Linked DNA regions of Homo sapiens: all the other regions are linked to region 1. A link is a loop called in an ENCODE intact Hi-C map of the cell type or tissue named here. Cell type or tissue: heart left ventricle. All regions are shown on one strand. Links, peaks and the distances in the headings refer to the core of each region. The heading gives the core; the rest is flanking DNA. Region 1 overlaps DOCK8 (dedicator of cytokinesis 8). Region 2 overlaps KANK1 (KN motif and ankyrin repeat domains 1). Region 3 overlaps LOC105375947 (translation initiation factor IF-2-like).

Evidence for each region. A loop is a pair of places that touch in the nucleus more often than their neighbours do. Peaks named below come from ENCODE experiments on the same cell type or tissue, not always from the same donor. Only the 100,000 strongest peaks of a DNase experiment are listed, where the experiment ranks them.
Region 2: it touches region 1 in a loop (2.1-fold over the local background); 3 of 110 quality-filtered maps call a loop at or near these places.
Region 3: it touches region 1 in a loop (2.1-fold over the local background); 11 of 110 quality-filtered maps call a loop at or near these places.

The regions. Positions count from the first base shown.
Region 1 is chr9:436,551-441,550 of GRCh38, forward strand. DOCK8 (dedicator of cytokinesis 8) reads left to right here. Exons shown (of 48, transcript NM_203447.4): 40 at 2,695-2,838; 41 at 4,736-4,867. Among named protein-coding and RNA genes, the nearest start is that of DOCK8-AS2, 31 kb to the right of the region's middle. In heart left ventricle, for the core only: no CTCF peak of the experiment used is centred there; a DNase peak (open chromatin) is centred at 2,941; H3K27ac peaks cover 1,680 bases.
Region 2 is chr9:543,385-551,538 of GRCh38, forward strand. The region is part of intron 1 of KANK1 (KN motif and ankyrin repeat domains 1); the gene reads left to right. Among named protein-coding and RNA genes, the nearest start is that of KANK1, 43 kb to the left of the region's middle. In heart left ventricle, for the core only: a CTCF peak has its summit at 3,734 (motif pointing left); no DNase peak of the experiment used is centred there; H3K4me3 peaks cover 2,007 bases; H3K27ac peaks cover 3,868 bases.
Region 3 is chr9:491,131-499,284 of GRCh38, forward strand. It overlaps LOC105375947 (translation initiation factor IF-2-like), which reads right to left. Exons shown (of 4, transcript XM_047424276.1): 4 at 8,124-8,154. It also overlaps a transcript of KANK1 not described here. Among named protein-coding and RNA genes, the nearest start is that of KANK1, 9.5 kb to the right of the region's middle. In heart left ventricle, for the core only: no CTCF peak of the experiment used is centred there; no DNase peak of the experiment used is centred there.

The DNA of each region.
Region 1 (5,000 bases), core at 1-5,000:
TTTATCACTTAAATATCAATTGCATTTCATTATTGACTTTTATATTTAGTAAGCCTTACTGTTCTAATTTTACCTAGAATTCAGTTGATTTGCTAATAATGACATGCCAAAGTGAATCATTATTACACAATCAACAGAAATATTCCACATTATTCCGACATGGGGGCATACAGCTCTATCTGTTCACATATATTTATCCATTGATTCCTTCTTTTAGAGAATATTTATTGAATACTTATTCTGTCCTCATGAACGTTACATTCTAACCAGAGAGACGTAATATAACTAATTATTCCAATCTTTGTTCAGTTATAATTATGAGAAATACTGTTATAAAGAGGCACAAGATATTGTGAGCATTTATGGTCCAGGCCCTGTGGGTCAGGGAAGGGTGAAGAAGGTGAAAAGGAAGGCAGAAGAAACTGAAGTGTGAGGGCTTCTTGATGTAGAGGAGGCAATGAGTTAGGTGTTGTCAGCTACAGAAGAGAAGCCAAATTATATTAATGTGTATGAGTGAATTCTTACTTCTCTCAAATGGGACATACCAAATCAATTTGGAAATGTAGCTGGCAAGTGAAAGGACACCCAACCCAGACTGACAGAAGGTAAAAATGGAATTTATCAGCCCGTCTGAGGAATGTGAGCCTGGAGTAGCACCTGCCATACTGGACCTAGGGGCCCAAACAATGTCAGCAGAGCTCACTGTCATCACCACTTCCCATCTCTGCCATCTGTTGTGTCAGCTTCATTCTTCACAGGCTTCCCACACCACAGTTTAGGTTTACATCTCTAGGTTCAAGTCTAGGAGAGAAGAGAGATGCCTCCTTTCTAGCAGTTGCAGAGAAAGCCTCAGTGCATCTTACTGATCCTGTCTGAACATCTGATCCTGTGCTCATCCCTGAACCAGCCATACTGGCCAGAGAAATGGAGTGCTCTGATTTACTGACCCCGGGTCATGGGTCCACACCTGGAATTATGGGTGATTTCTTCCCCTAAATCAGGATGCCTTACTTTATAGAAGGAGGAAAGAATTCTAGACAGCATTAACAACAGATGTCCAGTGTTGATTTTGCAAATGCTCTGTGCTTTAATTTTCAACCTTGTTCTGCTCCAATGAAATAGAGCTTTTGGAAAAGATTTATAAACTAGAGATAAATAAATATGTGCAAGGAAAATAACTTTGAGGTCACTGAATTCCAGGAAACTGAGATCACTGAAATTCTGTGTCCCAGAGTGCAATATTTATTTCACAACTGTAGATACGGACACATTCTTAGATACTGCTGTTACTTGTACCTCCCTGATCCTGAAGCCAAGAAAGTCTGCAGAATCCTTTTCCTCTGACTACAGCTAATGAGGCTACATAGCTTCAAATCTGTTCCTCTAATGTGGAAAATTGCATACATTCTAATAGTATTAGTATCTTGGGTTATTAAATGCTTTCAACTGAATTTCTTGGATCTTCTGTTGTCACAGAAACATCATAATACATAGGGCAGGTTTGGAAGAAAGACTGGCCACAAAGGCTTTGAGAGCCTCCTCCTATATTCCTAAAACTACGTTACAGTATTGCATGTGAAGAGATAGGGCTATCTATGACAACTATGTCCTGACTGATTGCTAAGGTTGATTCACATGATCTTGCTAACCAGGCCAGAAGGCAGACAGCTTTTAGTTCACAAGCCAACTCTGATCAGTTAGTAGTGGCTGACTGGAGAACTATGCTTAAGAATTTCGAGACTATGTCCAAGCTCTGGGGAAAAAGTGCTACAGTTGATTAGTTATGCCTGCCATGATTACAGCAATAGGAAGGAGTGGCATGTGTGCCACCTGTTTGTAATCCCTAAACTGGGAAGGTTTCCCATTTCTTCTGTTTTTCATATGCATTTCTTCCATAGCTGTGAGCTAGGAAGAAAATGATTCTTGACCTGTCACATATTCACTGCCAGGGCCAGTGCTAGGGTGAAGAGGCACTCACCCTCAGGGTCGAGCGGGTACAAGATCAGTACTTCCATGGCCCTAAAAGCGAGTACCTCTCTAAATTTTGTCTTGGGTTTCTCATTTGGTTCACCCCAACCATGGTCTCTGCATGCTCTGCTAGAGGCTCTAAACGCAATAGTTTATGTAAAGGAAACAAATGCATGGAAACAAAATGTTCAGGAAGAACAAAAACACACACACAGTAACTGCTGCAATGCCATGAAAACTTCCTTAATGAAGACAGCCTCGCTTGCTGTTGTCGTATGTCATGGCTGTTTATCTGAGTCAACTCCAGAGTAGCAACATACTTCAGAAAAACACCACTGTAAGTCAGAGGTCCACTCGGTGAAACAGGGAGCCTAGTTAATGTTAATTGGGTCTTTGCCTTTTGAAAACCAGGACACCAGCCCTATGTCCCTTAGGGTTGTTTCACTAAAGTAACTCAGCTGTTGTGACATTGAGGTAAGTGTCCTTTATACAAAATCTCCTAATGGTTAAAAAGAAAAACGTGAGGTTTGAAGACCAGTTGCTCAGTGCGCCTCTTCTAAATGAATGGCAGACAGATACTCTCGGGGTAGAATTACAGACCTAGTTTAGTCACGGTCTTGGTAAGGATCTGCACACCAGCTTCCTCGTTTCCCCATTCGGGGTTCCTGTGGTCTCTTACTAGTCTGGTCGCCCTGTTCTCCAGGCTTATACTGTGGTCTCTTTCAGAATATTTCTTCCAATGTGCTGGAGGAGTCTGTGGTCTCTGAGGACACCCTGTCACCTGACGAGGATGGGGTGTGCGCAGGCCAGTACTTCACCGAGAGTGGCCTGGTAGGCCTCCTGGAGCAGGCCGCGGAGCTCTTCAGCACGGTCAGTGCCCAGAGGGCATCCCGGGGCCTGGCCTCCCATACTCCAGCTGGACTTGGGGTGCTGGGAACACCTGGTCTTAATGGCCCAGTCAGCCCCACTTCCCGAGGACACGTGCCAGGGTGTGCGGGGCAGGGGATGGGCCCGGGGAGGACTTTGATGTATGCAAATTGCATGAGCTTCCCAAGGGAGCTGAGATAACCTTTCATCACAGTGCCGATCTGAGCTTCACTGTATGCTCATTGGTTGGGCAGCAGTTTCACAGTATTATTTCTATTTAATAGGGGTGGAACTAAGCCACAGAGAGGTGAAATGGCCTGCCCAGGGTTACACAATAAATGATGAGGCATGTTTTCACTCCCTCGTTTTTCCTCTCAGAGAGAAAAAAATTAGGGAGGAACCACTGGGAGGAGAGAGGAGGAATACACAGACAGTGTCTTCCCTCCTAGCCACTGTGCAGTCTGAAGGACCATCACAGACCAGGACCAGCTTACAGAAATGTGGGCACAGAAACCACTGAGACTCCTCTGGTTAACGTAATCTGGATCTAAACACTCCTAGTATATATACTAGAAAAATATATAGAGAGATGAAGTCATTGAGATTCAGGGCAAAGAGGAAACACTCTTGTCTATTTTCTTTTCTTTTTTTGAGACAGAGTCTAGCTCTGTCGCCCAGGCTGGAATGCAGTGGTGCAATCATGGCTCACTGCAGCCTCTACCTCCAGGGTTCAAGCAACTCTCCTGCCTCAGCCTCATGAGTAGCTGGGATTACAGGTGTGCACCACCACACTCGGCCAATTTTTTGTATTTTTAGAGGAGACAGGATTTCACCCTGTTGGCCAGGCTGGTCTCAAACTCCTGGCCTCAAGTGATCTGCCCATCTTGGCCTCCCAAAGTGCTGGAACTACAGGTGTGAGCCACCACGCCCAACTTGTTTTCATTTTAATAATCTCCCTCCTCCTTTACATTTTAAGCCAAGAAAGTATTCAGTACTTTACTATATTTAGCTGACCCAATTTTGTTTTCATCTATACTATACTCATCCTTATTTTCCAGTTTTTATTTCCAAGTTTCCTCTCTACAATTTTATTTATTTTAATTATTGTTTTAACTGTCTTCTCTCTATTCTTGCTTTCCTTTTCAAGATTCAGAAAATGTCTAATATACTCTCATTTTTCCTCAAACTCAACAAAATGAATTAGAATCCTACTAACTCTTTGGAGGCATACATTTAGCATCTGGCTAGAGGAGGACCTCTGATGAAATTTAAATATACTAAAACTGCCTTTCTGAATTGCTGTTAGTCCCTGCTACCAAACTTCTCTCCTGTTTTTTCTTTTCGTTTTGTTTTGTTTTTGTTTTTGTTTTTGAGGCAGCGTCTTGCCTTGTCACCCAGGCTGGAGTGCAGTGATGCAGCCTTGGCTCACTACAGCCTTGACCTCCTGGGCTCAGCCTCCCACCTCAACCGCCCAAGTAGCTGAGGCTACAGGAGCATGCTACCACACCTGGCTGATTTTTTAATTTTTTTGCAGAGATGGGGTCTCCCTATGGTGTCTAGGATGATCTGAACTTCTGGGTTCAAGTGATCCTCCTGCCTCAGCCTCCCAAAGTGCTGGGATTACAGGCATGAGCCACTGCACTCAGCCAGTATTTTTTTTTCCCCCGAAAGCTCTTCTCCTTACTTATCGCCATACAGGACTACTTAGCGAGGTGTCTAGTTCAGTTTGAAGGCTACCACTGTCCCAAAAGTGCTCAGATACCCCTTCTTGCCCTGTGAAATACTGTGATACAACAATAAATTCACTCTCCAGCACATTGTTTGGACAATGACCTCTGGTTGCTCTTCTTAAGTTTCCAGTGGATTAAATTCTCTCTGATGCTCTTCTCCTCTTTCCAAGGGAGGCTTATATGAGACAGTTAATGAGGTCTACAAGCTGGTCATCCCCATCCTAGAAGCGCATCGAGAATTCCGGAAGCTGACACTCACTCACAGCAAGCTGCAGAGAGCCTTCGACAGCATCGTTAACAAGGTAGCCGGGGAGCCTGGCTGGCAGGTCTTGTTACCTGGTGGCAGGCGACCCTGTCCTACAGATGCTTAGCCATCCTTCCTCTCCAGGGAGTGATTTATCTTTAGCACATTGCTTTTGCTCTCACCTGTCAAAC
Region 2 (8,154 bases), core at 1,471-6,470, 110 kb after region 1:
ATGTCTATTAAAACTACAAAAAAAAATAGCTGTGCATGGTAACGGGCGCTTGTTATCCCAGCTACTCGGGAGGCTGAGGCAGGAGAATTGCTTGAACCCAGGAAGTGGAGGTTGCAGTGAATCAAGATCACACCATTGCACTCCAGCCTGGGCAACAAGAGTGAAACTCTGTCTCAAAAAAAAAAAAAAAAAAAATTGAAAATCCGCAAGCTTCAGAAGACACACTACTGCGTGTTTGTCCTTCTACGGAAGTCAGTACAGATCTCAATGACTTGTTCTCATTTCACCAGAAAATGACCATTGTGCATTATGCTGTCAGTGCAGATGGAAAACTAGCAGCAGTTTACAAAGTTTCCACTTGAAAAAACATAACTCTAATTGATTTAAAAAAGTAGTTGATTGTTGCAAGACTTGACATTTCTCTAGTTAATTTCTATGCCTGTTGTTTTGCCCCTTACCGTCTTCAAAATCTGAATCCAAATCCAGGGCTTCTCTATTAGGAGGCTCCATATCATATCTCTTTAATCCTGATAATTTCTCAGTTTTTTGTTTCCTACCTACCTGGCTATTTTCTTACGCTATCTTTATTTGCTTAGTAAATATAACATTTCATGTTCTATTTTATTTTATTTTATTTTATTATTTTATTTTTTATTTTTGAGACAATGTTCTGTTGCCCAGGCTGGAGTGCAGTGGCATGACCATGGCTCACTGCAACCTCCATCTCCTAGGCTCAAGTGATCTTCCCACCTCAGCCTCCTGAGTAGCTGGGACCACAGGTGTGCACCACCATACCCGGCTAATTTTTTTATTTTTTGTAGAGACAGGGTTTTGCCATGTTGCCCAGACTGGTCTCGAACTCCTGGAATCAAGCAAGCCACCCCCCACTTGGCCTCCCGAAGTGCTAGGAGTACAGGCAAGAGCCACTGCACCTGGCCCTGTTAACTTCTTATGTCATTTCCCCACTTTAATATATTTGAGGGCTAGTTCTGTGTCATGTATGTATTTTAACATCACTACCGCATCTGGTGCAGAGAGGGGCATTCTGTAGTCTTCGTACTTCTTATCTTCACTATTGCTGATGAGCCATAACAAATTTGAGATGAGCAATTAATAGATGGACCGGCCAACAAACACTATGTGGAGGAATAAGTGAGGCCAAAGCTGATGGATGATGCAAAGTGAGGACGTAACATATTTCGCTGGGGAACCAGACAGATATGCAGAGTAAGCGCTCTGATAGGGGAAGTACGGGCTGTTATGGGCGCTTCATACTGGGAACATTAATGGGAGGTGGAGGTCGTAGTTGAAGCTGAAACCTGTTGGGTGAGGTGGAGTTCGCCAGGTGAAGTGGTAGACTTGGGGAAGAGGAGAGGAGGGGGAGCATCCTGTGTTTAGAACCAAAGAGAGTTTAGTGTGTGATTATTGGGTGGGGGTGGGAGGGTAGGTCATAAAGGGCCTGGTAAACTGTTAAGAAATTTTAAACTTTATCTCAAGAGTTGTGGGAAATCACTGGCAAGTTTTAAGTTGGTAGGTGAAGTGCTGGCTGGAGGAATCCCTCCAGCTTGGGTATGTGAGGATGGCCTGAGAACGGAGGCACCTGCAGTAATCCCCCAGTGAGAGACACTGTAGCCTGAGCTGACCTTGGGGCTAGAAAAAGGGGACAAATGGCGGCTGAGGAGGAGAATCTCTGTGAGTTGATTGAATGGGGAGAGGCAAACATCAAGCCCAGTGCCCAGACTTCTGGGAGGATCTGGCTGCTACTCAGTATGGCGGTTGAGGAGGAGAATCTCTGTGAGTTGATTGAATGGGGAGAGGCAAACATCAAGCCCAGTGCCCAGACTTCTGGGAGGATCTGGCTGCTACTCAGTGAAAGGAAGCCTGGGAGGTTTGGGAGGGCAGATGGATGAGCTCATTTATGGACAGATTGAGTTCAAGCATCTACAGATCATTGAAGGGGAAATGTGAGCTTGAACCCTGCATTTGAAGTTCAGAAAAGAGAAAGAGCAGAATGAATTGAGTTCTGGGAGTCTTTCCCATGTGGATAGTAACTGCAGCGGATGAGGTGATAAGATCACCTAGTTAGAGGTGGGGGAGCAGAAGAGGGCTTAGGGCAGAACTCTGAAGAGCAACCTGCAAAGGAGACTGAGGAGGAATGGACAGAAAGGGTGGAGGAAATCTTCATGGGTGCTTTTCAAGGAGGCAGTGGTTACCAGCATTAGCTCCTGCAGAGCCAAGAGAATTGAGTCATTTTGCTGGGCTTAGCAACAAGAACTTTCAGGGACTTCATGGCAGCGTGACAGCATATGGAGATGCAGTACTGTTGGCCTGTACAGAGCCTTTTTTTTTTTTTTTTTTTTTTTTTTTAAATTCCCTGAGATGTAGTCTCGCTGCTCTGTCGCCCAGGATGGAGCGCAGTGACTCGATCTCGGCTCACTGCAACCTCTGCCTCACGGGTTCAGGTGATTCTTCTGCCTCAGCCTCCCAAGTAGCTGGGATTACAGGCATGCACCACCATGCCCGGCTAATTTTTTTGTATTTTTAGTAGAGACAGGGTTTTGCTATGTTGGCCAGGCTGGTCTCGAACTCCTGACCTCAAGTGATCCACCCGCCTTGGCCTCCAAAGTGCTGGGATTACAGGTGTGAGCCACCACACCCTGCCAGTACAGAGCCTTTGAAGACATTAGAAAATGTGTGCCTTTCTGGATGGACACAGTCCCTGGCTTGGTGAGTGGACCGTGCATGGGACTTCAGCTCTTATGTGCCACCTTAGCTGGGTGCACTTGTTTAGTGTGCAGAATACACCTTCCATGCGTGGTGGCCTAGGATATATCTGCACTTCTCAATCGAAGGCAATGTTGCCTCCCAGGGAATATTTGGCAATATCCGAAGAAATTTATGATTGTTATAGCTGAATCAGAGAGGGTAGGTGCTACTGTCATCTAGTGTGTAAAGGCCAGAGATGCTGCTAAACACTCTGCAGTGTCCAGGACAACCCCTGACAACAAAGAATTATCCAGCCCCAAACACCAGTTGTGCTGAGAAACGCTGGTGTCTGTGACCCTTTCAGGCTCATGGGAAAAGGCGGTCAGAGAGGGTGATAGCTGGAGGTGGGTGGACCTGAGAACAGGCTCCTTACATACTTTGCTGCAGTCTCATTTGCTTGTGGCAGTTTTCACCTTGCCTCTCCTACCTCTCTACCATAGAACTCTTACTCATCATGTTATAGGTTTTCATTTGTTTATTCTTATGTAGCCATTTTCACTATTCCCTCTCCCACCCCCACTCCCCCAAGCAGTAAATTCTGTAATGCAAGGCAATCTTGTGTCCTTATTTCTGTTTCTGGGCACACTGTAAAACATCTGTATTTTAATAGTATCTGTCAGGAAATTCTATTTTGGCAACCAAGTACGGGCTAATCTAAAGTAGCCCATACTTGAGTGCTATGTTGATAAGGCTCTAATGCATAGTTAGCCCCTTGACTGTCAGGCTTGGAAAAAAGACAGGAAGTATTCCTTGTCTTTGGAAATGAGCCTACTCTGGCTTTGGGAAGGAAAGAGTACAAATGGTTCTCACCAGATAGGGTTGCAGCAGCTCTCCCAGCATTTTGGGAACAAATCAGGTCATTATCTCAACAATGTCAAAATTGTGTTCCCAGATCGGTTGTTGTTTGAAACATTTGGGGCTGATGCGGAGGAGGAGAATTAATTAGCAGCTCCCTCTGTTGGTGTTCTTTTTCAGCCTTCTCACATTGCAGCACGAGAGTCCCTTAGACATGCTGGCTGCTCATTTGATAATCTGTGTTTTGCTCAGTACAAAAGGTTGCTGGCTAAGTTTTGTGAGCCCCTCTAACGTCAGGCTGGCAGTATCTTGGGTTCAATTAACAAGAAAGTCTACAGTAACATTTTGTCAATGGGGAAGGACTTGAATTCACAGAACTGTCTCGGAAAGCCCTGGGTAAGTTTGAAGAGCAAAGTTGCCTTTTCTGTTTTCAGAAATATTTTACCCCGCAACGATGTGTAAATCTAAAGCCTGTGCAAGAATGAAAACGAGCTTGAGTATTAAGATTTGGCACAGTGTGTGCAAGCAATGAGACTGGGTTAAAAACAGGAAGTGTCTTAATTTAAAGATGGTGATGGGGAGACGGATTAAAATAAACTGCTGGCCATGTTGAATCTGAGATAGGCAAGCCTTGGTTGTGGGCACATTCCCTTCTGAATTACTCTATGCAGATATATTTTAGGCCTCTTTCTATTAAATTGTCTTTCACATGGTTTCAAAGATAGGGCTAGTGATAAGAATTCTCTTCCTGCATGGTGGGTACCATTATATAAACGGTATGAGCATGCTTTTCTTGTGTCTCTGTATAACTGCTTGGTCTGGCACTCCACAAAATAGTAAAACACATTTCTGCAGTGGACTAGCCCATGCTGTGAAAGAGGAAGGTGGTGGTGGACAAAAAGTGGTAAGTTTTAGGCTGAAGGATGTTGATGTTAAACTTTATTTCTGATTATGGCAGTCTTTCATCATGTAATTTAAGAAGCCTGAGATCATCTGACTTTTTTTTATGTTTTTTTTCTTTAGGACTGCAGGAAGTGTTGATAAACATCTGTTTAAGTTGTCTATACCATGAAATCCATAATCTTCCTTCATAACTATGATAGCATATGGTTTTCTATAGTTAGGAAAACTATTTCTCATGTATTTCATGGTTTGGCCAAATCCTTTTATTACATTAGTACTAAAAAATTCCTTAGGATTTCTAGAGAAAATAATATGTATTATGGATAAATAAGGGAAAGTAAGATAATTCTTAAACCTTAGTATCAGCAGTCATTCTAAACCACATTACACATCTTCAGTAAAAGTGGTTACAAAAGATTTTTCTCACTTCAAAAGATCCGCCAGGGAAGAGTCCCAGCTTTTTCTTGGTGTTATTTTAGGTATTAACTCAGGAGGGCTTCCTGAAGGTTTGTCAGTGAGATAGTTGGGGGGTTCCTGAGCTTTTTATTGTTGTACGTGAACTTGGTACTTACTTCTTTGGCTTTTAAACTCTCAGCAGCACGTACAGATGCCCTCACATGCTTTCTGGGATGACTTTAACGCTAAATAGCAGGGGTGTTTCTCAAGAATGTTTAAGAAAAGAAAGCAGACATTTGTTTGCACAAACAGATATTTGTGACTTCTGTGAAAAAATTCCAATAGTTGTAATATAGGAAATTTTTATAAACAAACACCCCTACCAACTAACCCATCGTGTATTTTTATGTGTGTATAGAAAAAATGAAAGGATATACTAAAATGTTAATTGCATAGTTTCTCTGGGAATTGAATTTAATTAAAATTTTTTTATCAAGATTTTTAAAGTTTTATAATGACCACGTTATGTTTATGTAATAAAAATAAAATAGAGGCTAGGCACAGTGGCTCACACCTGTAATCCCAGCACTTTGGGAGGCTGAGATGGGAGGATTGCTTGAGTCCAGGAGTTCGAGACCAGCCTGGGCAGCATAGTAACACCCTATCTTTATTTTTAAAAAATAAAATAAGAGAGGGGGACAATAAATGCAAATATATAAATGACAGAAATTTTATGGTCTGGTCAAAGAACTATCATTGCATGAAATTATAGATATGGTCATGTAAGGTTACCTTTTTTCATTATAATTCCACCAATAATTCTAAAGTTTCTTTTCTTTTTTTTTTTCTACTTCTTCCACAGAAAAACAGGACAAAGAAACCTGTGTGAATTTTCAGCTTTTCACCTTCTCTGATTTTATTTCTTCCTCACTCTTCCTTTGACAGTCCTCGCAGTCCGCCTGAGAGAGTAGAGAAGACCCCCTCCCAGAACCTTCCTGTAAGGTCTCCCCGCTGACTTCCTGTAGTGGATGTGACTGTGTGCCAGGTGCCTGCCGAAGACCCCTGTCACTGACTGTGCCCTTTGGGAAAGAGTCAACAATGGCCTCCTCCTATGGCTGACTTCGTTCATGTTCAGGCTCTCCAGCTTGCTAGTGAGAATTGCCAAGGATTGGTTCATGGCAGGATAGAACTAAACTGATAGATGAAAGCTCCACAGTGCTTCAAGACGGGGTCCCGTTCATGTTAAGCAGTTTTCCTTCCTTCAAAATAAAAAACTAGCAGTCCTTAGGGAGGACAGTTTTTTCCTTCCTTTTCCTATTCTGGCTCCAACAGCTGTCTCAACACAGCCCGAGATGGGGAGCAGCCTGGCTTCCACCGGCAATAGCTGTATTGTGGGAGTGTGAAAGAGAAGCCACCTTTTCCTCCCTCTGCCCAAGCCACCTGGCCCCTTTGTCCTTTCTCCTCCTCGTCCTCTGAGGTATGAGTGGCTGTGACTGTATGACATAGGAACTATGAAGCGGGGTGAGGGGACGGTTTGGTGCGTAAATCCTCACGCAGGTGGCGGTTATTGTCTGTGTGGAGGAAATAAGCCCGGTTCTTCCTGGGACTGCTTTCATTTCCCTCTAGCTTCCAGAGGGTAAAATGAACCTTAATGGAGGTTGGGGGGTGGCACGCACAAAGTCCTGGGTTGAGGGGGCAGTGGTCAGAAAGTTCCCTAGGGTAATATACAAAGGAGAATTAACACTGGGGACACTGAGGTGGGTTTTGGTCCTTTCCACATAACTGACACCTTTCAAAGCAAGGACTTGCTTTCTCGTGAGGAATGTCAGCAGTCGCAACACCACTGGGTTGGATGCAGGATAATTATTCAGAATCACGAGTTACCTGTTTGCAAGCAATCACATTGCAGGTGGGATAAATAAGCAGACAGTCTGTGGTAGGTTCCCCCACCCCAACCGCCTCCCCTCCCCCCAGGGATACTGTAATTTTAAGTATTGTTTTGGATATTGGTAATTCTAAAGCTCCAATCTTAACTGGGTTTTATGAAAGCCGTTATAGGGTGTTTATTACCAAAAAAACCTCCTTCTTATTTAATAATACAGTGCCTAGCCACTCCTTTTTCCCTGCATCCGTACATGAAGCCTGATTGCAGATCTCGAACAGTATATTTCTTTGAGCTAAACAGCAAGAACAGATAAGGTATCTTATCAAAACACCACGCCAGGTGGCGTGGCTCACAGCTATAATCCCAGCAATTTGGGAAGCTGAGGTGGGAGGATTGGTTGAGGTCAGGAGTTTGAGGCCGCAATGAGTTATCGCGCCACTGCACTCCAGCCTCAGCAACAGAGGGAGACCCTGTCTCTAATAAAACAAAAACATTACACCATTGTCAGAAAGTGATTTGTTCTTCTTTGTTGGATTAAATTCTCTCACGTGCAAGGTAGTGGCCAGCAGCCTAAGAAGATACACAAGCTCTTCACTGTAGATGTTTGGCGGTGTGGGAGTTACAAGGTTAATTATGAGCGTAAGGCCCAGGCATCTTTTCTTCCTAACAATTTCATTTCATCCTATTTCTTTTTCCATTCTTTCTCCGAACTGTCTATACTTTATTAAAGTCTTCTTTTTCCCAGACTCCAGAATAATTTCCTGTGATATGTTTTAGCAGTTTCTCCAGGAAAAGGCTCCAGGAGTCTTTAAATCCAGCCCTCTTTCTGCTGTATCTTTGTGCCTCACATCTTGAGAGAAGTTGAGTGGTAGAAAGTAAAGGAAAGCAGAAAAAGAGATGGGTCAGGGAGGAAAGCCAAGATGGAAAATGGATGGGAATGAATGAGGAACATGATGTGGGTTGGGGTGTCAATTCATGGTTAATACAACATGTGTGGCTCAGTATAACCAGATTGTCATAAGAAGCTCAGGCAGCTCTCCCCCTCTGTTGCCTGGGGCTTTTCGCAGTTACAATAAAAGTGGAAAGATGAAGAATAAGGGCAAGCAGAAGACACACACATTTGCCTGTTTCCCTCTTTTTGTCCAGATTGAGTAGATGGGAGGCAGGGCTGTTACCCATGATGGTGTTTCATACCAGAGTCAATCTACTAGTTTGCTTGGTTTTATAGGCGTGATTCCCAAATTTTGAATCTGAAGTTAGCTGTCAGTTTAAATTCAGAGGGTCCGCAGTTGTTTTTCAGGTTTTTCTTGATTCTGCCTTTGGAAACCAGGAAGATGTTGAATTTACTTTTCATCTGACAATATTGCACATCTGTGAACCCAACTGATCTGAAAGTGTTTACCTCTTAA
Region 3 (8,154 bases), core at 1,931-6,930, 57 kb after region 1:
TTAAACATTTTGTAGAGATGTGCTCTTGCCATGTTTTCCAGGCTGGTCTTGAGCTCTTGGGCTCAAGTAATCCTCCTACCTCGGCCTCCCAAAGTGCTGGAATTACACATGTAAACCACCGTGCCCACTCCTGGAGTGCATTTTCTTTTTTTTTTTTAGACAGAGTCTTGCTCTGTCACCAGGCTGGTGTGCAGTGGCATGATCTCAGCTCACTGCAACCTCCGCCTCCCGGGTTCAAGCAATTCTCCTGCCTCAGCCTCCTGAGTAGCTGGGACTACAGGTGTGCATCACCACGCCCAGCTAATTTTTGTATTTTTTAGTAGAGATGGGATTTCACCATGTTGCCCAGGATGCTCTCAATGTCTTGACCTCGTGATCCACCCTCCTCGGCCCCCCAAAGTGCTGGGATTACAGGTGTGAGCCACTGTGCCCGGCCTGGAGTGCAATTTTAAATAGCATGGTGATAGTGGGCCTCTCTGGGGAGGTGACATTTGTGGACAGGAGAGAAAGAAGGAGCATGCTGATTTGGGGCGAGAAAAGGGAAACGTCAAACACAAATCACCTAAAGCAGGAGTGATATGGTTTGGCTGTGTCCCCACCCAAATCTCATCTTGAATTATAACTCCTACAATTCCCACATTTCGTGGAAGGAACCCGGTGGGAGGTAATCAAATCACGGGAGTGGGTCTTTCCCATGCTGTTCTTGTGATAGTGATTAAGTCTCACAAGATCTGATGGTTTTCAAAATGGGAGTTTCCCTACACAAGCCCTCTCTTTGCCTGGTGCCATCCAAGTAAGACGTGAGTTACTTCTCCTTGCCTTCCGCCATGATTTTGAGGCCTCCACAGCTACATGGAACTGTAAGTCTATTGAACTTCTTTCTTTTGTAAATTACCCAATCTTGGGTATGTCTTTATCAACAGTGTGAAAACAGACTAATGCAAGGAACATACCTGGAGTGTTCCAGGAACAGCCAGGAGGCAACGTGGCTGGACAGGAGACAGGGAAGAGGAGAGTAGTAGGAGAAAAGACAGAGTCATTATTGTCATCATAATTGTGACAGAACTCCACAAACCTAACTTCCAGTTTTGAGTCTTAGTTTATTTACTCTGTGACTGTAGGGAAATCCTTAACTGCTTAAATAGAATGATAGTACTTAACTTGCAAAGCATCGATAGTTAGAGATTTATTTCACAAAACTGACTAGAGAGAATCAGTATAGCTTAGCCATGCTGTCGGTACTTACGTGGATAGCTCTGGGTTTATATGCTGATTTACTTACTAGATGTGTGTCCTTGGGCAGGTTACTTAAACCTCTCTGTGCTTCAGGTTTCCTTTCTGTAAAATGAGGCAACTAATAAATGCATCCTTTAGAGCTGTTAAGGGTTGCCTGGACAACTGTGAGGCTGTCTGTGAGAGACAGTCTCACATCACATGCTTAACATAGTGATTGGCATATAGAAAGTACTAAGTAAATATCATTATTTATTATTATTTGAAAAGTTTAAGATTAAATATATTGAAATATGCATTTAAATGTATATTTGAAATATATATTTAATAACCAAAACATGCTTTTGAGAAAAAATATCTTATTGTTATTAATAGTTGTGGCCAGGTGCGGTGTCATATGCCTATAATCCCAGCACTTTGGGAGGCCGAGGCGGGTGGATCACCTGAGGTCGGGAATTCGAGACCAGCCTGACCAACATGGAGAAATCCTGTCTCTACTAAAAATACAAAATTAGCCGGGCGTGGTGACCCTTACCTGTAATCCCAGCTACTCGGGAGGCTGAGGCAGGAGAATCACTTGAACTCAGGAGGCAGAGGTTGCGGTGAGCTGAGATCGTGCCATTGCACTCCAGCCTGGGCGGTCAACAAGAACAAAACTCCGTCTCAAAAAAAAAAAAAAAAAGAAAAGAAAACCAGCTGTGGCCTGGTAGCCGGCCTCCCTGTCTCTGAATATTCACATCCTTGTACAGTCCCTTCCCATATTGTACCAGGGTTGGTTTGTGCGACCATAGAATATGGCAGAAGTGATGGTATGTCACTTCTGAGATTCGGTTATAAAAGACATTGCAGCCACCATCTTGGTCATTCTTTTTGTCTTTCTCTCCATCCCCACTTGGTCTGGAGAAAACCAGCTGCCATGTCATGGGACAGTTCACGTGACAAACCTTTTGCCAGCAACCATGTGAGTTGCTGAGCCTCCTTAGAAGAGTGAAGAAGCCTTCTCAGAAGTGGATCCACCAGCCCTGGTCAAGGTTTCAAATGACAGAAGCCCCCAGTGACATTCTGATTGCAACCTTATCAGAGACTGTGAGCCAGAACCATCCAGTGAAGCAGCTCACTGGATGGTTCTCAGGAACTATGTGAAATGATAAACATTTATAGTCTCATGCTGCTAGTTTTGGGGTAATTTGCTTTTTTTTTTTTTTTTTTGGAGATGGAGTCTAGCTCTGTCTGGAGTGCAGTGGGGTGATCTCGGCTCACTGCAACCTCTACCTCCCAGGCTCAAGCAATTCTCCTGCCTCAGCCTCCCATGTAGCTGGGATTACAGCTACACACCACCACGCCTGGCTAATTTTTGTATTTTAGTAGAGACAGGGTTTCACCATGTCGGCCAGGCTGGTCTTGAACTCCTGACCTCAGGTGATCTGCCCACCTCAGCCTCCCAAAATGCTGGGATTACAGGCATGAGCCACCGCGCCTGGCCGGCAATTTATGTAGCAATAAATACTAATAGTTTACATACATTTTTTTTTCTTTTGAGATGGAGTCTTGCTTTGTTGCCCAGGCTGGAGTGCAATGGTGCGATCTCGGCTCACCACAACTTACACCTCCCGGGTTCAAGCGATTCTCCTGCCTCAGCCTCCTGAGTAGCTGGGATTACAGGTGCACACCGCCATGCCCCACTAATTTTTGTATTTTTAGTAGAGATGGGGTTTCACTATGTTAGCCAGGCTGGTCTGGAACTCCTGACCTCGTGATCCGCCTGCCTTGACCTCCCAAAGTGCTGGGATTACAGGCATGAGCCACCGCACCCAGCAATACATTTTAAGTTTTCATAAACTTTTGAATATAAAGAATTTATTGGGCTCAAGCCCAATTCTATCATTTTTGATCTTTAAAGATCTTCACTGATCCTTGGTAGTTTACAAGCATTCATTTTTTATATAATTGTTATCAGTGTATACATCCTACTTCATATCTGATTTTTCCTCTTAGAATTATTTCATGTATACCAATAGAGTACAAGATTCTTAGCATTTATACTGGCGGTATAGAATTCTCCCCTGTTACTGTGTAACCACGCTACCTCCAATAGTCCCTTTTGTACCTGGTTTGGTCTGTGTGATGATAGAATATAGCAGAAGCAATGGTATATCACTTCTGAGATTAGATTATAAAAGGCATTGTGCTACCATCTTGGTCATTCTAACTTTCTCTCTCTCCCCACTTGCTCTGGGGGAAACCAGCTGCCATGTCATGGGCAGCACTATGGAGCAATACACGTGACAAGCCTTTTGCCAACAACCATGTGAGCTGCTGAGTCTCCTTAGAAGAGCCAAGAAGCCTTCTCAGAAGTGGATCTATACTGGCTGTATAGCATCCTGCCCCGCTACTGTATGTCACACCACCTCAAACAGTCCCTTTTGTTGGAATTTAAATTCCAGTTTTTCAAAATAATAACTGGCACAATAAAAATAGTGCAAATTAGCTGGGCAGTGTAGTGAAAGTTAAATAGATCAGCTCTCTTAGATACATAAAACACAGATAACACAGAAGGGGCAAGTCCTCTTAAAGTACATAGACCGTGAACAAATATTGAACACATGCATTTGTTAAATAAGTGAGCAAATACAAGGCTAACCTAAGACAGCAAGTGCAAAGTAACTAGGTGAACTTACTTGTTTAGATAATAACTTTCTAGAATTCTGTGTGTTTCCTAGAGAAATACAGGAATGACAGCTGACAATAAAGCTTTGGAAAAATCCTGTAAGTAATTGCCTTGGCTCCAAGTATCAAAGCAGAATTTCGGAGAAGGTCCTCCTGCACTAAAGTCATTGTCCCCAGACTATGAGTTTCTGCCTCCTTCTCTTTCAGCATTCTCCTCCCCTCCTCTGGCTGTCCTTTGTCAGACTCTACAATCATGGCTAGAAGAAAAAAGTTGACTTAACCGTTCTTTGTTGAAATTCGGGACTATGTTAGAGATACCAGGTCTCAATCAAATACAGCCTTCAATAAAAGACTCTTACGTAACCAGATCCTATGAGCAGAGAGCCATCGTGCCTCCAACTTAGTTTCTTCAGATTGGCTGGTTTTGGTGCTCAACTTTTGACTTTACCCACCTTCCTGACAAAGTGTTGAGGACCACTAGGTAAGCATGCTATCTTCAACGTTAAAAAAAAAAATCATGATTGAAGGCAGCTGCACTTCATATATCAAGGAGCATTGAATATAACTAACTCTAAAACTTCATCAGGTCATGAGGTTTTATTGACATCAGTGTATTTGGCTTCAGCTGTGATAATCATGTGGCGCAGTCTCTTTTCCTCCCCGCAATGCCTTGCCTCCCTTGGAAGACTCCCTCCACCCCACCCCAGCCCCATTCAGCTTCGTTCAGAAAAACCTTCATTTTTATCTCCCATTAAAGTTTGTCTGATGAAAAGGCTCTGAGGCTCAAATGACAGCTCAGTTGTTTGAAACCTGCTGGGTTAGAGAATGGTGCTATAAGGTTAAGATCAAAAGGTCACCAGGTCAGGGTTTCCTTGCTGAGGAAGAAAAGCTTCAGTGACAGTGACTCAGTGTAAAGTTATCATCACTAGCATAATTAAACACACACACACACACACACACCACAATGCATACACTGTCCCAGCTGGAAGGGGTCAGGGTGGACTTCTGGCTCTGGCCTCCAGCAACCTGGGTTCAAATTCTGCCTCTACCACTTGGCACTGTGGCTTCTTGCAGCTATTTGAACCTCTGTGAGCCCCATTCTTCTTGTCTGCAAACTGTAGATAATAATCATGACTACCTTACAGGAGAAGTAAATTGGTTCAGAGAACACACTTAACTACAGTGCCAAGCATGGAAGTAAGCTCTCAATAAGAATTATTGATTATTAAAACTACATTCTTGGCCAAGTGCAATGACTCACGCATGTAATCCCAGTACTCTAGGAGGCCGAGGCGAGCGGATCACTTGAGGCCAGGAGTTCCAGACCAGCCTGGCCAACAGGGTCAAATCCCATCCCTACTAAAAATACAAAAATTAGCTGGGCATGGTGGCACATATGCCTGTATGTGCCAGCTACTCGGGAGGCTGAGGTGGAAGAATTGCTTGAACTTGAGAGGTGGACGTTGCAGTGAGCTGAGATCGTGCCACTGCACTCCAGCCTGGACAACAGAGCAAGACTCCATCTCAAAATAAATAAATACATAAATAAATTCATAAATAAATAAATGAAAGAAATAAAATTATATTCTTGTTTTAGTTATAACAACATTTTATATGTCTCTCAAGCCAAAGTCTAATAGCATTACAAGTTGTTTTTGCACATGTATCATCTCCCTTTAAAGGACAGATAGTTTCTTGGGATTATTCTTATTTTTGTCCTTTATGAAGCCTAACCCAGCACTTTCAGCACAGCAGGCCTTCAATAAATATTTGGTAAATAAATAAATAAATGTTCTAAATAAAGTGGATCTGCAGGGACAGGTTTGTACACATAATCCCTCTACTTAGGATCCTAGTAGAATGACATACACATTCTGAATGCTCTATAAATATTTTATAATAGTAACAATGATATAATAATTATAATTATGAATGAAGATTACTCTTAGCTCAATTTCCTGAACTAGAATTATGTCCTTCAGCCACGGAGAAAATGTATTCATACAGGGTTCCAGCTTAATGTAAACAGAATTGTAACTTGATTTTTAAAATAACTAAAGCAAATGAACCAATGTGTCCTTTCCTTTCCTTTCAAACAGTTGTTTCCAGGAACCAGAAGTGTGGGGCTATCATATGCAAGTTGTGATAAATTAGGTCTTTTCCTTCAACATTTAGTCTCAAAAAAAAGAAAAAAAGGAAAAGAAGACTCCTTAAGGGCAGTATGACCATGGGCAAGGGTGAGGGAACACACAGCTTTCCTTAGTAAATCTCAAGCCTCCAAGGTTGGCGTTGGAAAGGATCTGCAGGTAGCAAATCCAGCTGTCCCACTGTGCACGCCCTCCCCAGTTCACCTTTTCTCTGAGGGAGACTCATTGGTGCTCAGGTATGCATGTGACTCTTCACACACACACACACACTCACACTCACACTCTTGCCACCATGACTTCCATTTAATGTTCAAGAATTCTTCTCTCACAGCTCTGTAAAATATTTGAGAAGGACAAAAACTTTCAAAAAACCCTTAATTATAACTGTAGTATATAACCATTTTTTTAAATGAAATTAAGGAGAGTATAAATTGGAAGGCTGAGGTGGGCAGATTGCTTGAGCTCAGGAGTTTGAGATCAGCCTGGGAAACATGGCAAAACCTGTCTTGACAAAAAATACAAAAAATTAGCCAGGCGTGGTGGCGTGTGCCTGTGGTCCCAGCTACTTGGGAAGCGGAGGTAGGAGGATCAGTTGAGCCCGGGAGGTCAAGGGTGCAGTGAGCCGTGATTGTGCCACTGCACTCCAGCCTGGGCGACAGAGTGAGACCCTGTATTAACCCCCCACACACACACACCCACACACACAAGAGTATAAAGAAGAAAATTACTTCTAGGGACCACCCCAGTTCCATCCGTCCCAAAGGTCTGGTATGACTTCGGGGATCTCTCGCTGGGGTGTCTTCCTTGCTCCCTCCTGACTTGCTTCCTTGCTGCCATATACCCTCTTAGGCCCTGATGGGAAACTCAGGGCACGAGATTTCTACCTGCAGCATACCCAAGGCTCATTCTGATCCAACTTACTCTGTGAGGTTTGATCCTTACTGCAACTTAATGAAAGAGGCACAGGTAGGTATTACTGCCATTTTACAGACAAGAAACTTGAGGCTTGGGGAGATTCAACAGTTGGGCTATTGCTATTTGCACACAATTCCAAGTATTTAGCAGATAACTAATTGCACCACACGAAGGTCTACTACAGAAATGGGCTGATGGGGTGAAACTCGGAACCAGGGCAGATGCTCTTTAACTACAAAGCTTGTATAACGCGTGGTCATGTTCAGTATTAATACTAGATTAGCTTAACTGAATTCTGAGACAATGGACACAAGACAAATTAGATTTGATGAGAAAGGAGGGAGAGGAAAGGTTCTAAACATGGGCATGCTGTCAGTAGGATAGTCCTCCTTGTGACCCACAACTGACAGAATGGAGGAAAATATTTTAAATCATATATCAGATAAAGACTAGTATCACTTATCAGATATGAATAAAGACTTCTTACAATTCAATAATAAAAAGACACATAATCTAATTTAACAATAGACAAAAGATGTGAATGGACATTTCTCCAAAGAAAATATACAAATGGCCAATACGAATTCTCAACATAATTAGTCTTAGAGAAAAGCAAATTAAAGCCACAGTGAGATACTACTTCATAGCCACTAGGATATCTATAATCAAAAAGAGGATAACAACAACTGTTGGCAAAGATTTGGAGAAATTAGGACCCTTATACATTGTTAACAGGAATCTAAAAGTGTATAGCTACTTTGGAAAACAGTTTGGTAGTTCCTCAAAAAGTTGAACATGGAGTTGGCTGGGCGAGGTGGCTCACGCCTTTAATCCCAGCACTTTGGGAGGCCGAGGAGGGTGGATCACGAGGTCAGGAGATCAAGACCATCCTGGCCAGCACAGTGGAACCCTGTCTCTACTAAAAATAAAAAAAAATTAGCCAGGCGTGGTGGCGAGCGCCTGTAGTCCCAGCTACTCGGGAGGCTGAGGCAGGAGAATGGCATGAACCTGGGAGGCGGAGCTTGCAGTGAGCCGAGATCACACCACTGCACTCCAACCTGGGCAACAGAGCAAGACTCTGTCTCAAAAAAAAAAAAAAAGTTAAACGCAGAGTTATCATATGACCAAGAAATTCCATTCCTAGATACATACCTAAGAGAGAGGAAAACATGTTTATTCAAAAACATGCACT